Linked DNA regions of Homo sapiens: region 1 is linked to region 2. Evidence: read pairs that join two places in POLR2A ChIA-PET (ENCODE). Cell type or tissue: CD4-positive, alpha-beta T cell. All regions are shown on one strand. Each heading gives the region's core, and the rest is flanking DNA. Links, peaks and the distances in the headings are about the cores only. Region 1 overlaps BATF (basic leucine zipper ATF-like transcription factor). Region 2 overlaps RPS6KL1 (ribosomal protein S6 kinase like 1).

The links. ChIA-PET counts read pairs that join two places held together with the same protein. Peaks named below come from ENCODE experiments on the same cell type or tissue, not always from the same donor. Only the 100,000 strongest peaks of a DNase experiment are listed, where the experiment ranks them.
Region 1: POLR2A ChIA-PET joins it to region 2 with 8 read pairs; 1 of 35 experiments calls an interaction of 5 or more read pairs at or near these places.

The regions. Positions count from the first base shown.
Region 1 is chr14:75,540,722-75,546,091 of GRCh38, reverse strand. The region is part of intron 2 of BATF (basic leucine zipper ATF-like transcription factor); the gene reads right to left. Among named protein-coding and RNA genes, the nearest start is that of BATF, 21 kb to the right of the region's middle. In CD4-positive, alpha-beta T cell, for the core only: no CTCF peak of the experiment used is centred there; DNase peaks (open chromatin) are centred at 2,651, 3,171 and 4,011; H3K4me3 peaks cover 1,066 bases; H3K27ac peaks cover 3,952 bases.
Region 2 is chr14:74,903,590-74,908,959 of GRCh38, reverse strand. It overlaps RPS6KL1 (ribosomal protein S6 kinase like 1), which reads left to right. Exons shown (of 12, transcript NM_031464.5): 10 at 28-110; 11 at 1,430-1,525; 12 at 1,836-5,009. The coding sequence ends at 1,946. It overlaps DLST (dihydrolipoamide S-succinyltransferase), which reads right to left. Exons shown (of 15, transcript NM_001933.5): 15 at 5,217-5,370. Among named protein-coding and RNA genes, the nearest start is that of RPS6KL1, 17 kb to the left of the region's middle. In CD4-positive, alpha-beta T cell, for the core only: CTCF peaks have their summits at 1,688, 2,895 and 3,099 (motif pointing right); a DNase peak (open chromatin) is centred at 3,109.

The sequences.
Region 1 (5,370 bases), core at 139-5,138, 640 kb before region 2:
TGGGGAGTTTGAGACCAGCCTGGGCAACGTGGCAAAACCCTGTCTCTACTAAAATACAAAAACAGAAATTAGCTGGGTGTGGCAGTGCGCCTGTAGTCCCAGCTACTCAGGAGGCTGAAACAGAAGCATTACTTGAACCAGGGAGGCAGAGGTTGCAGTGAGCCGAGATTGAGCCACTGCACTCCAGCCTGGGCAACACAGCAAGACTACATCTCTCCTCCCGGCAAAAAAGCAATTTCATATGGTTCAACCTGATAGAGGGGTGTGTGTGAGTGTGTTCCTCTGCGTGTATGCATGTAGGGGTCTCTGTGAGGGTGTGTGGGTGGGAGGTGGCGGGAATACAGCAAGGGAAAGCAGCTGGCAGGCCAGAGCCTAAGGAAATGGAAGGTCGTTTGTGAGAACGTCTTACACCAGTTTCACTCTTTTCCACTGTGTTATGCCACGTGTTTTCCAAAAGCTCCCGGTGTCTGCATTTCGTCTTACAAATAAAGTCACTGGATACTTGTCTACTGCACCCAGATTCTAGAATGCTCAGGGTCTTTATAAATAGTAAATGGGGCCAGGTGCGGTGGCTCATGCCTATAATCCTAGCATTTTGGGAGGCGGAGGTGGGTGGATCACCTGAAGTCAGGAGTTCGAGACCAGCCTGGCCAACATGGTGAAACCCTGTCTCTAAAAATACAAAAAAAAAAAAAAAAAAAAATTAACCAGGCGTGGTGGTGCACACCTGTAATCCCAGCTACCCGGGAGGCTCGGGGAAGAGAATTGCTGAAACCCAGGAGGCAGAGGCTGCAGTGAGCCGAGATCATGCCACTGCACTCCAGCCTGGGTGACAAAGCAAGACTCCATCTCAAAAATAAAAATAAAAATAAAAATGAAATAAATAAATACTAAATGGTCAAAGTCTGCTACAACGTTTTGTTCCACCCTGTCCGGCCTACCAGAAAGCATTCTGACGGTATTTTGGGGGTGTCCCAAGCCTGTGAGCTTCTCTTTTTTCTGGAAACTCTTTTCCCTGTTGCTTGGGGGAACCATCAAATACATGCTAATCAGAAAAATGCCTGCTAAGAAGTGCTGATTTCTGATCACATCATTAATTAATCAACAATTGCAATCTGGTAATTAGCAATTATGGAAAAGCAATCCCATCCTCAGAAAGCCCAGGAGATCGCAATTCCGGTATAATTTTAAGGTTTACATTATTCGACTCAACCAAACAGACTTTCTCTGCTAAGCATTGGTAACCACAGAGGAAAGGCAAATATCATTGGAGATGCAAAAAAAAAAAAAAAAAAAAAATTTCAGTTCAAAAGGCAACCTGATATTTGGAGACCAGGTCTTACCTTTCTAAATCTATTTGGATTAGGTCAGTATTTCCCAAACTTGCCATATCATGAGAATTAATTTGAAGGCTTGTTAAGAATAGAATTTCAGGCCCATCCTAAAATCTAGGAATGTGAATCAGTGGTTTTGGGATTTGCGGAGTGAAGTCTGCAGATCTGAATTTTTTTTTTTTTTTTTTTTTTTTTGAGACAGTCTCACTCTGTCACCCAGGCTGGAGTGCAGTAGTGTGATCTTGGCTCACTGCAACCTCTGCCTCCCAGGTTCAAGCAGTTCTCCTGCCTCAACCTCCCGAGTTGCTGGGATTACAGGCAGGCACCACCACGCCTGGCTAGTTTTTGTATTTTTAGTAGAGACGGGGTTTCACCATGTTGGCCAGGCTGGTCTTGAACTCCTGACCTCAGGGGATCTGCCCACCTTGGTCTCCCAAAGTGCTGGGATTACAGGCGTGAGCCACCATGCCTGGCTGCAGAGCTGAATTAAAAAAATAATAATAATTTTTTTTTTAAATCCTAGCCACTAGACTACTAGGGAGTGAAATTTGGATTTTTAACTAGTGCCACAGGTCATTCTAATGATCAGGCAAGTTGGAAAGCACTAGTTAAATATTATTTTAAATTTGTTTTAATTATTCAAGCACTTATTAAATGCCTATTTGTTAATGCCTGGCTCAATGCCTGGCACATAGTATGAACTCAGATGTTTGTTGACTGACAGACTTATGACATCATCTGCTGGAATGAAGAAGGTAACTCAAAAATAGGGTGGGTGGTGAGCAGATGTAAGATAACTTGACATTTAAAATTTGCCCTAAATAGGCTGGGTGCAGTGGCTCACACCTATAATCCCAGCACTTTGGGAGGCCGAGGTGAGAGGATCGCTTGAGCCCAGCAGTTTTTTGGTTTTTTGGGTTTTTTTTTTTGAGACAGTCTTGCTCTGTCTCCCAGGCTGGAGTACAATGGTGCGATCTCAGCTCACTGCAACCTCTACCTCCTGAGAGCCCAGGAGTTTAAGACCAGCCTGTGCAACATTATTGAGACCCAGTATCTACAATAATAAAAATAAAAGAAAATTAGCTATGGAGCACCAGGGGTTGGAGGCTGCAGTGAGCCATGATCATGCCACTGCACTCCAGCCTCACTGATGGAGTGAGGTCCTCTCTCAAAAAATAAAATAAAATAATAAAATAAAATTTGCCCTAACGAATCCATCAGGTGCATGAGCTGTAGGCTAATGAGGTTAATCGGTTATACTGTCAATCATCTTAAACCCCACATCCTGGGGGGGGTCTTTCTAAATGGCAGAGAAGCATATACCAACATGGCCTTGCTCATCAAGCCAGGTTCCATCATCTGTGAAGGACAGACACAAGCATGCTCAGCCTCAACCTGGCATTTCTTGAATGGGGCTCTGAGCTAGAAAGTGTGCCAAGGTCAGTACAAAGGAAGCCCCTCTAAAACGGGGCAGAGGAGTTATCAAGAGCCACGATGATGGAGTCACAGCCCTGCCTTCTGCAAGGTGTGGCCGGCTCATTCATTTTACCATTTGGGTATTTCCTGGCACATCCCAGAAGGAGGGCATCCCCTCTTTACCGAAAGGTAAGATCAAGCAACACGATGAGACTAGGGGGTGTTGGTAAGACGGGAACTGGGGGCCGGGAGTCCTGGCTCCTTCCTCTAGCCCTTTTCTTCGCCCCCTCTGAGAGTTTCCACTGGTGACAACATTTACTGTAAATTCTGTGCTCTGAAGAGCCTGGGCAAACCCCGAGGCAGAAGGGAGGGCCACTCTGACCTTCTCCCCGCCTAGAGGCTGGCCCAGCTTTCGGGAAGTGACAGCGGGTCCTTCCTCCCTAAGCAAGCTCTGCTGAGCTCACTCTAGCTCTGTCGTCTGCCTCCCCCTCCCTGGCTTGCAGATCCCAGAGCTCTAGGCAAAGTTTGTAACCGCTGCCTGCTGCCTCTAACCAGAAAACCACCGCCAGTGATAAGAAACTTGTCTTTACCTTGGGAAGCAAGAGTGCTTCCTGCTAGGGCCCCCAAGAAACCTGCCCTGCCAGCCCAGGGACCGTGCAGCCAGCCTGACACTTATGAGAGAAAGGGTTTGACTTCCCTTGCAGGAGGAAGTGGCTGATCTGGGGCCTCGTCCCTCCATGTCCCTGCTATTGCCCAGTCCCCTCTGGCCCTCCTTGGGGCAGTCATGCCCTGGAAAGGGCTCGCCCAGCTGAAGGGACAACTGGCAAAGGTGGCATGAGAGCAGCTGTTTATCCAGAGGTACAACAGTGACATCCCCTAACAATGAGGGCTGGACACCTAGAGCACAGTGAGGCTGGGAGGAAATGCAGCTTCTCCCATATGCATGTCTTCTGCTACTGAGAGGGGTGGGGGTGAGCCTGCATTTGGGCATCCATGTACCCATCTTTCTCCTATTCAGAATTCATCCAGGTCCATCAGACTCCTCACAATAACGCTCTGTGTGGGATAGGGAAGGTCAGCTGTTATTATCCCCACTCTACAGATGAGGACAACTGAGACCCTGGGACAAACCTATGCCACATACCCTCCAAAATGACCACAGGCTGGTGACAGCTGTGCTATAGGATTCACCTCAAGGCACTTGTTTTCTCAGAAGTTCAGAAACTTTGAGTGTTTGATGCAAAGACTCATTGCCCGCGAGGGAGGCGCAGAGCAGGGCTTGGCTCGGGGCCCTGTGTTCCTTCTCTCACACTGACTGCTTCCCCCGAGAGACTGGAGACTTGAGTGGGCAAAGGTCTCCCGAGAACACTAGAAAGTTGGCCAGGTGCTGTGGCTCACGCCTGTAATCCCAGCACTTTGGGAGGCTGAGGTGGGCAGATCACTTGAGGTCAGGAATTCAAGACCAGCCTGGCCAGCATGGTGAAGCCCTGTCTCTACAAAAAATACAAAAATTAGCCGGGCGTGGTGGCGCATGCCTGTAGTCCCAGCAACTCCGGAGGCTGAGGCAGGAGAATCACTTGAACCTGGGAGGCAGAAGTTGCAGTGAGCCAAGATTTTACCATTGTAGTTCAGCCTGGGCAACCCAGCAAGACTCTGTCTCAAAAAACAAAACAAAACAAAACAAAAAAATAAGTCCTTGGCTACCCTGTTGTCTCCCAGGAGAAAGCTGGGTCTCGGTTTTGGTGACCCACACACAACACAACACAACACAAGATCCCTGAGTCACTCACATTCTTCCAATCATAGAGCTGACCATCTGCCTCCTGGGCTGCATGGAGAGGGGGTCACCTGGCCAGATATTCTGGACAAGGGCTGACTCGAGGCCAGACCTTCCTCCAGACACAGAGCCAGGTCCTGAACTCATGACCACGGTGAGCTCCATCAGCGGTAAATGGGAATAGGAACTTGGGCCCTGGTCCTGGCTGGGTGATCCTCAGTGACTCGATTTCCCTATTCAGCTCCAGTTGCCTCACTTTAAAATGGAAAGACTGGACCAAAACAATGATTCTCAACCTCATCCACACACTGGGGTCCCCTGGGGAGCTTTAGCAATCCTGATGCCTGATTCTGATCTAATAGGTCTAAGGTGTAACCTGGCTCAATTTATACGAAAAAGGTGGATAGAAACCAAAATTTTTTTAAAAAAATAGCCTAGGTTAACTTAACTATCATTTATTTGTTTATTTAATTTTTGAGACAGAGTCTCTCTCTGTTGCCCAGACTGGGAGTGCAGTGGTGCAATCTCAGCTCACCGCAACCTCTGCCTCCCTGGTTCAAGCAATTCTCCCCACCTCAGCCTTCTGGGTAGCTGGGGTTACAGGTGCCCGCCAATACACTTGGCTAACTTTTTGTATTTCTAGTAGAGACGGGGTTTCACCATGTTGGCCAGGCTGGTTTTGAACTTCTGACCGCAAGTGATCCGCCTGCCTCAGCCTCCCAAAGTTCTGGGATTTCAGGCGTGAATCATCCATGCCTGGCCAATAACTAACATTTATTGAATACTTCCGTGTGCCAATCACTCTTTTAAGTATTTTATGGTTATCATTACATTTGATATTTT
Region 2 (5,370 bases), core at 166-5,165:
GGGACACCTGTGTTCTTGTTCCCACAGAGGTGGGTGGGATTTCCGAGCTGACGGAAGCCTGTGACTGGTGGAGCTTTGGGTCTCTACTGTATGAACTGCTGACGGGAATGGTGAGTGGCTGGGCTGGGTGTAGTGCCCTGGTGGGTGCCACTGAGTGTGGGATGGGCCAGGCTTAGTCCATCCAGCCAGTCTGGGCAGAGACTGCCTGGCTGTCCTACCAGCACAACTGCCCCCGAAGCCAGGGACACACTTAGCACTCCCAACACATTAGTTGGCTATAGCTAAGGAGACTGTCAACTTCTATGAATACGAGTAGAGTGGGATGGTCAGGGAAGGTTTCTGCCAGAGAGCCTGGGCCCAGGTGGTGTCAGATTTGGAGGAAGCGCGGAATGTGACACAGCCCTTCTTCCCTGGAAGGCTGTTCAATCATCCTGAGCCCGCTGTTCACTCCTCCCACCCATGACCTCGTTGGCTGTCACCCCCAGACCTTAGCTGGAGGATGGGAGAGAGGGGCTCTTTCACCCAGGCAAGCAGCTGCCCTGTCCAGCCTGGGTCAGCCAAGAGCTCAAAAGATCCCCCTGCAAACACTCCGGGAACCTGTGTTTGCAGGTTGCAATCAGAGCAGGCACTCTTGGGAACAGTTGATGGCTCTGCCTTCTGTCCTCCCCTCATGAGCTGAACACTGCAACTGAGGCCAGTTATGTAGGCAGCAAGGGGGAGGCCAAATTGCATTTGAGCAGGAAATAGCCGAAATGGATGCAGCGTGAACTGAAGTCCAGAGCTGACCAGTCCATCCAGGCTCCCTCCTGCTTTCGTCCCATGGCACGGGGTCCCGAAAGTCCTGGCTGCAATTTCCCCCAGAGTGGCTCTCTCTTTTCCTGTCTCCTCCCACCTCTCCAGCCCAGAGCTCTTGGCCTTCCTCCTGGGGGTTCCTGGAAGCTCATACTTCCCTCCAGACAGACCCTCTGCTCCTCAAAGCTGTGCCTTTCTGGGGTGTGGAGAGGTCCTATTTTCTTTTATTGCCACGCCGCTGCCTTGGCCCCGATGGTAGCATGCCATGGCCTGCTGCCAAATGAACAGCCCGTGTGGATTTTTAAAATAAGGAGACAAGTTCCATCACTATTCCCAAGAGTGCCTGCCCTGATTGCAACCCAAGATAGTTGCTTCTAGCAAGCTTGGAGCCAAGAGACCTAGGTTCAAACCCTGAACTCAGCACAAGTCCCTTTACCTCTCTGGGCCTGTTTCTTGCCTTTCGTGGATAACATAAAGGCACTGCTTAGCCATCAGGCACTGTGTCTGGCTGTAGCAACTATCATTATTGTCATCCTCCTCATGGGCTGTGACATGGGGAAAAAAAATCCTGGCTGCCACTGGAGTGTAGACGGTCCTGGGGTTGCCTCCTCAGAGGCCCTTCCCTGTGTCCTCCCAGGCACTGTCCCAGAGCCACCCTTCAGGAATCCAGGCCCACACCCAGCTCCAGCTGCCCGAGTGGCTCAGTCGCCCAGCGGCCTCTCTGCTGACTGAGGTGAGGTGTAGCCCGGCCAGAGGAAGCAGCTGCCTAGCCTGAGGAAGGTGCTGGGAGGGGCACAGAACTGTGTCTGAACCACGTGTGCTTCGTGCTCAGTGTCTGATGTGGGTGCAGAGGGCAGTAGGGGCAACACATTTCTATATGTTGGTGGCCAACCACCACCAATGTTCCCAGGGTAAAATGGGGGTTCTGTGGGCCAGGCTGCCAGGGAGCAGGCCCCCTAGAGGCCATAGTGGTTGGAGTCCCTGGAGGTCACCCCATGCCTCCACAGCTGGAGTGGCCCAGCTGACTGGGCCTCTCTCTGCAGCTGCTGCAGTTCGAGCCTACCCGGCGCCTGGGCATGGGAGAAGGTGGTGTCAGCAAACTCAAGTCCCATCCCTTTTTCAGTACCATCCAATGGAGCAAGCTGGTGGGGTAAGAGGGCAGAGCGGGTGACGGAAGCAGCTGGCCTGGTCTGGATCGCCTCTCCTCCTTGCCTGACACCCAACCCAGGGCTGGCCCTCTATCAGCGGGCTTTGGGCGAGGAATGGAGGGCACTGTCTGTCCTGCTGGGCTCCCACTGGGGCCTCAGAATTATGGCCACCACCCAGGAAGGGCCAGCTCCTGGAAAAGCTGGAGGTGGGGGCAGTCAAGGCTTGCCCTGCTAAGCAGCTTGAACCATCTACCCATCAGTCAACAGACCCGTTGAGCATGTGGACTCACCATGTTAAAGGTTGCCTTCTGTGGCACTGGCGCTGAGCTGTTGACCACCTGCTGCACCCTACTGTGAGGTTCTGTGACTCACTCACTGCCATGTTGTGCCCCACTCAGGACATCTCTGGAGACTCATCTCAGGACACTGATCCACTGGCTCAGTGGACCCAAACCAGACTGTCCTGGCTAGTCCTCTTAGTCACACAGCGAGTAGGCCTCTTCCACCAGAAGCTGTTCGTGCAGCTGGGGAGGCCCAGAAGCAGGGATGCCATCTGTTGTGCAGGGAGGGATGAGGTAGGGGACAGGATGACCCCCACCCCCACCCCCCCACCCCCGATTCCTGACCATGCCCCCTATCTTGTGATTTCAGACTTGGGAGAGCAAAAGGGAGGGGAAGAAAATAAGAGTAATGGGGGGAGGAAGGAATGCATGGGTCTGCCCCTTAGAGCAAGTCTGAAACCAGAATCAAGAGTCCTCCTCCCCAGTGGGCCTGTGTGGGGGAAGAGGGGCAGCCTGCCCCAGGGGTGCAAGAGGACAGCAATTCAGCTTCCAGGCCAAAGCAGTTTAGACAAGGTGTGCCCATCAGGACTCCCTCTCAGGCCCTGGCTGTTTACCATGTCACTGCCTACTGTGACTTCATGCCCTTTTGGGATAAGAAACCACAAAACGCATGGAACAACTATCCATGGCTCTTAGCCAGAAATGTCTTGCCTCTGGTCTCTGAAAAGCTGGGGTGAGTGGTTACCTCAAAGACAATTGCCTCCAGTTTGGGGGCTCCTCTCAGGGTTCACCCTGTCACCGGGGCGTGGGACCGACCTGGGAAATTTCCACTAGAGTTTTGCCCTCAGCTCCTCCCTGCCAGCATCCCAGTCACCACCAGGTGGCGCTTCTGACACGGTCCACGTGCCTGGCTCTGAAGGCCCAACTGTCAGACCAGACCCCTCACTCATGGTGGGGAGACTTGACTTCCTCGGGCTCTTCAGGAGACTGAGACAGAGAAGACAAGTGAAAGCGCAGCCTGTACATGACTCTCTGTGGTCCACGTCCTGCCTCTCCCTGGGGTTTACACGGCCCCAATAAAGCCTGCTCTGGCCTACGGTGTTCTCGCTTCTTCCATGCAATGACCACGGCTCATTGGGGCAGGTTGGAAGGCTCCCCTGTAGAAGCTCCAGAGTGAAGTCAAGAGCGAGCTTGGGGCTGCCAGGAAGTAGGACGCAGGGCTGGTGGTGAGCAGCATGCCATGTGGGCCTCAGGGGAAGGGGTGGGGTCGGGGAGGACCAGGTTCTGTGGGGAAGAGGATGAAGAAGCCTTGGAAGAGGCTCATGGTGCCTGGGGGAATACCAGTTTCATCCTCACAGTGACCCCTTGCAACAGACGGTAGCTCCTGAGAAAACTGAAGCTCAAAAAGGTTAAGGACACAACCTAGCCAGAGTTGCAAGTTAGTGTTCCTTCTGCTACTCTCCCTAAGTCAGGCTGGACCACTTCCAACCACCGCTTCATGAAGCACAAGTCCCTTCTGGAACTTCTGTGCTTCATCCACCCAAAGCTACACATCTGACACTTTGTTGGGCCCTGAGTTTAGAATACTGTGGGTCCCAGCTCTTACAGTCGACCTCCTTTCGATAAAATGGGGTAAATAATGCCTATTTTGCAGGTTTACCAGATAGATAAATTAAAGCTTCTAACACCAAATCCTGTTCTTCCTTTCATTCAACCTAATTTGTTTTTCTATCTACTAGAGCTCTAGTTCTACTCTCTGGGACCCACTTCCCTCCTGTGACAGACCTTCACAGAGGGATGGCCTCACTGCAAGAGCTCAGCAGACAGGGACTCTGGAAAAGACAAGGCTGTGTTTAAGCCTGGACTCCATCACACCTGCCACCTGCAGTCTAGGTTAGCTACCCACCCTGTACACTCACGCTCACTGACCACTGCTCCTAGGTCATCAACCCTCACCTGTTCATGTGTATTGACCTTGAGCATCTTGGTCCACAAGGCTATCAAATCCAAATGAAATGAGATGCCCCCACTCCTCCCAAATCCATCACTGAAATAATGTAAGCCCACACAAAAAATGCAAGTCTACTGGTGTTTTGAAAGGGCTTCACAAAGATGGTGACCCCAAATTCTCTATTCTAGAGTATGGCTTGACAGGCTCAAGGAAGGTGGGGCACTAAGAGACTATGATGCTTTATGGAAACAAAACAAAAAACATCCTAAGCCCCCCAACCATCTGTATGGACCCCTCGTCTCAGTCAAGGGTATTCCAAAGTTAACCTGAAACGCTAGTTCGGGCCATGGTGGGAAGAGGGAGCCAGCCATTCCTCATTATACTCCCCTCCCTTTTGGAATTACTGTTAAAACAGGCTCCTTAAGTCTGATGAGAAGCATTTACAATCTATTTTCTCTGAAGCCTGCTGGCTGGAGGCTTCATCTGCATAAAACCTTGGTCTCCACAACCCCTTACTGTAACCCAGACATTCCTTTCTATTGATTCCAGGTCTTTAGATAATAACTCTTTCAACCAATTGCCAATCAGAAAATCTTTGATTCTGCCTATGACAACATCCCCAGGTCTTGAGCTGTCCTGCCTCTCCAGACCAAACCACTGTACATCTTACATGTACTGACTGGTATCTTATGTCTCCCTAAAATGTATTAAATGTATAAAACTAAGTTGTAGCCAGACGACCCTGGACACATGTTCTCAGGATCTCCTAAGAGTTGTATCACAGGCCATCAGTCACTCACACTTGGCTCAGAATAAATCTCTTCAAATATTTTTACAGAGGTTGACTCTTTTTGGCAACACTTTCCCGGCTGGCAGTCAGGGTTCTACCTTCTGTCAAATTATGAGTGTTAAGTTCCACATAAGGGATTTCTGATTTCACAAAATAAGCAACAGGACCTTGAGTGGCTTTCAATAATTTCAGTGCAACAGTGCTGGGGACTTGTACCACCTCAGTAGCCAAAAGGAACAGATACAGGAACCCTGTTTGAGAATATCTGCCCTTTAATTTGCATTTAAAATCAGTTTCTTTAAATACTTTAGTTACAAGTTCTGAATAGTGAAGACAGAGTAGTAGATGCTGCAGGCACTCAGTATTGGCTCCCACCCCTTCCCCCCTCCCCCACCCCCAGGCCTCACT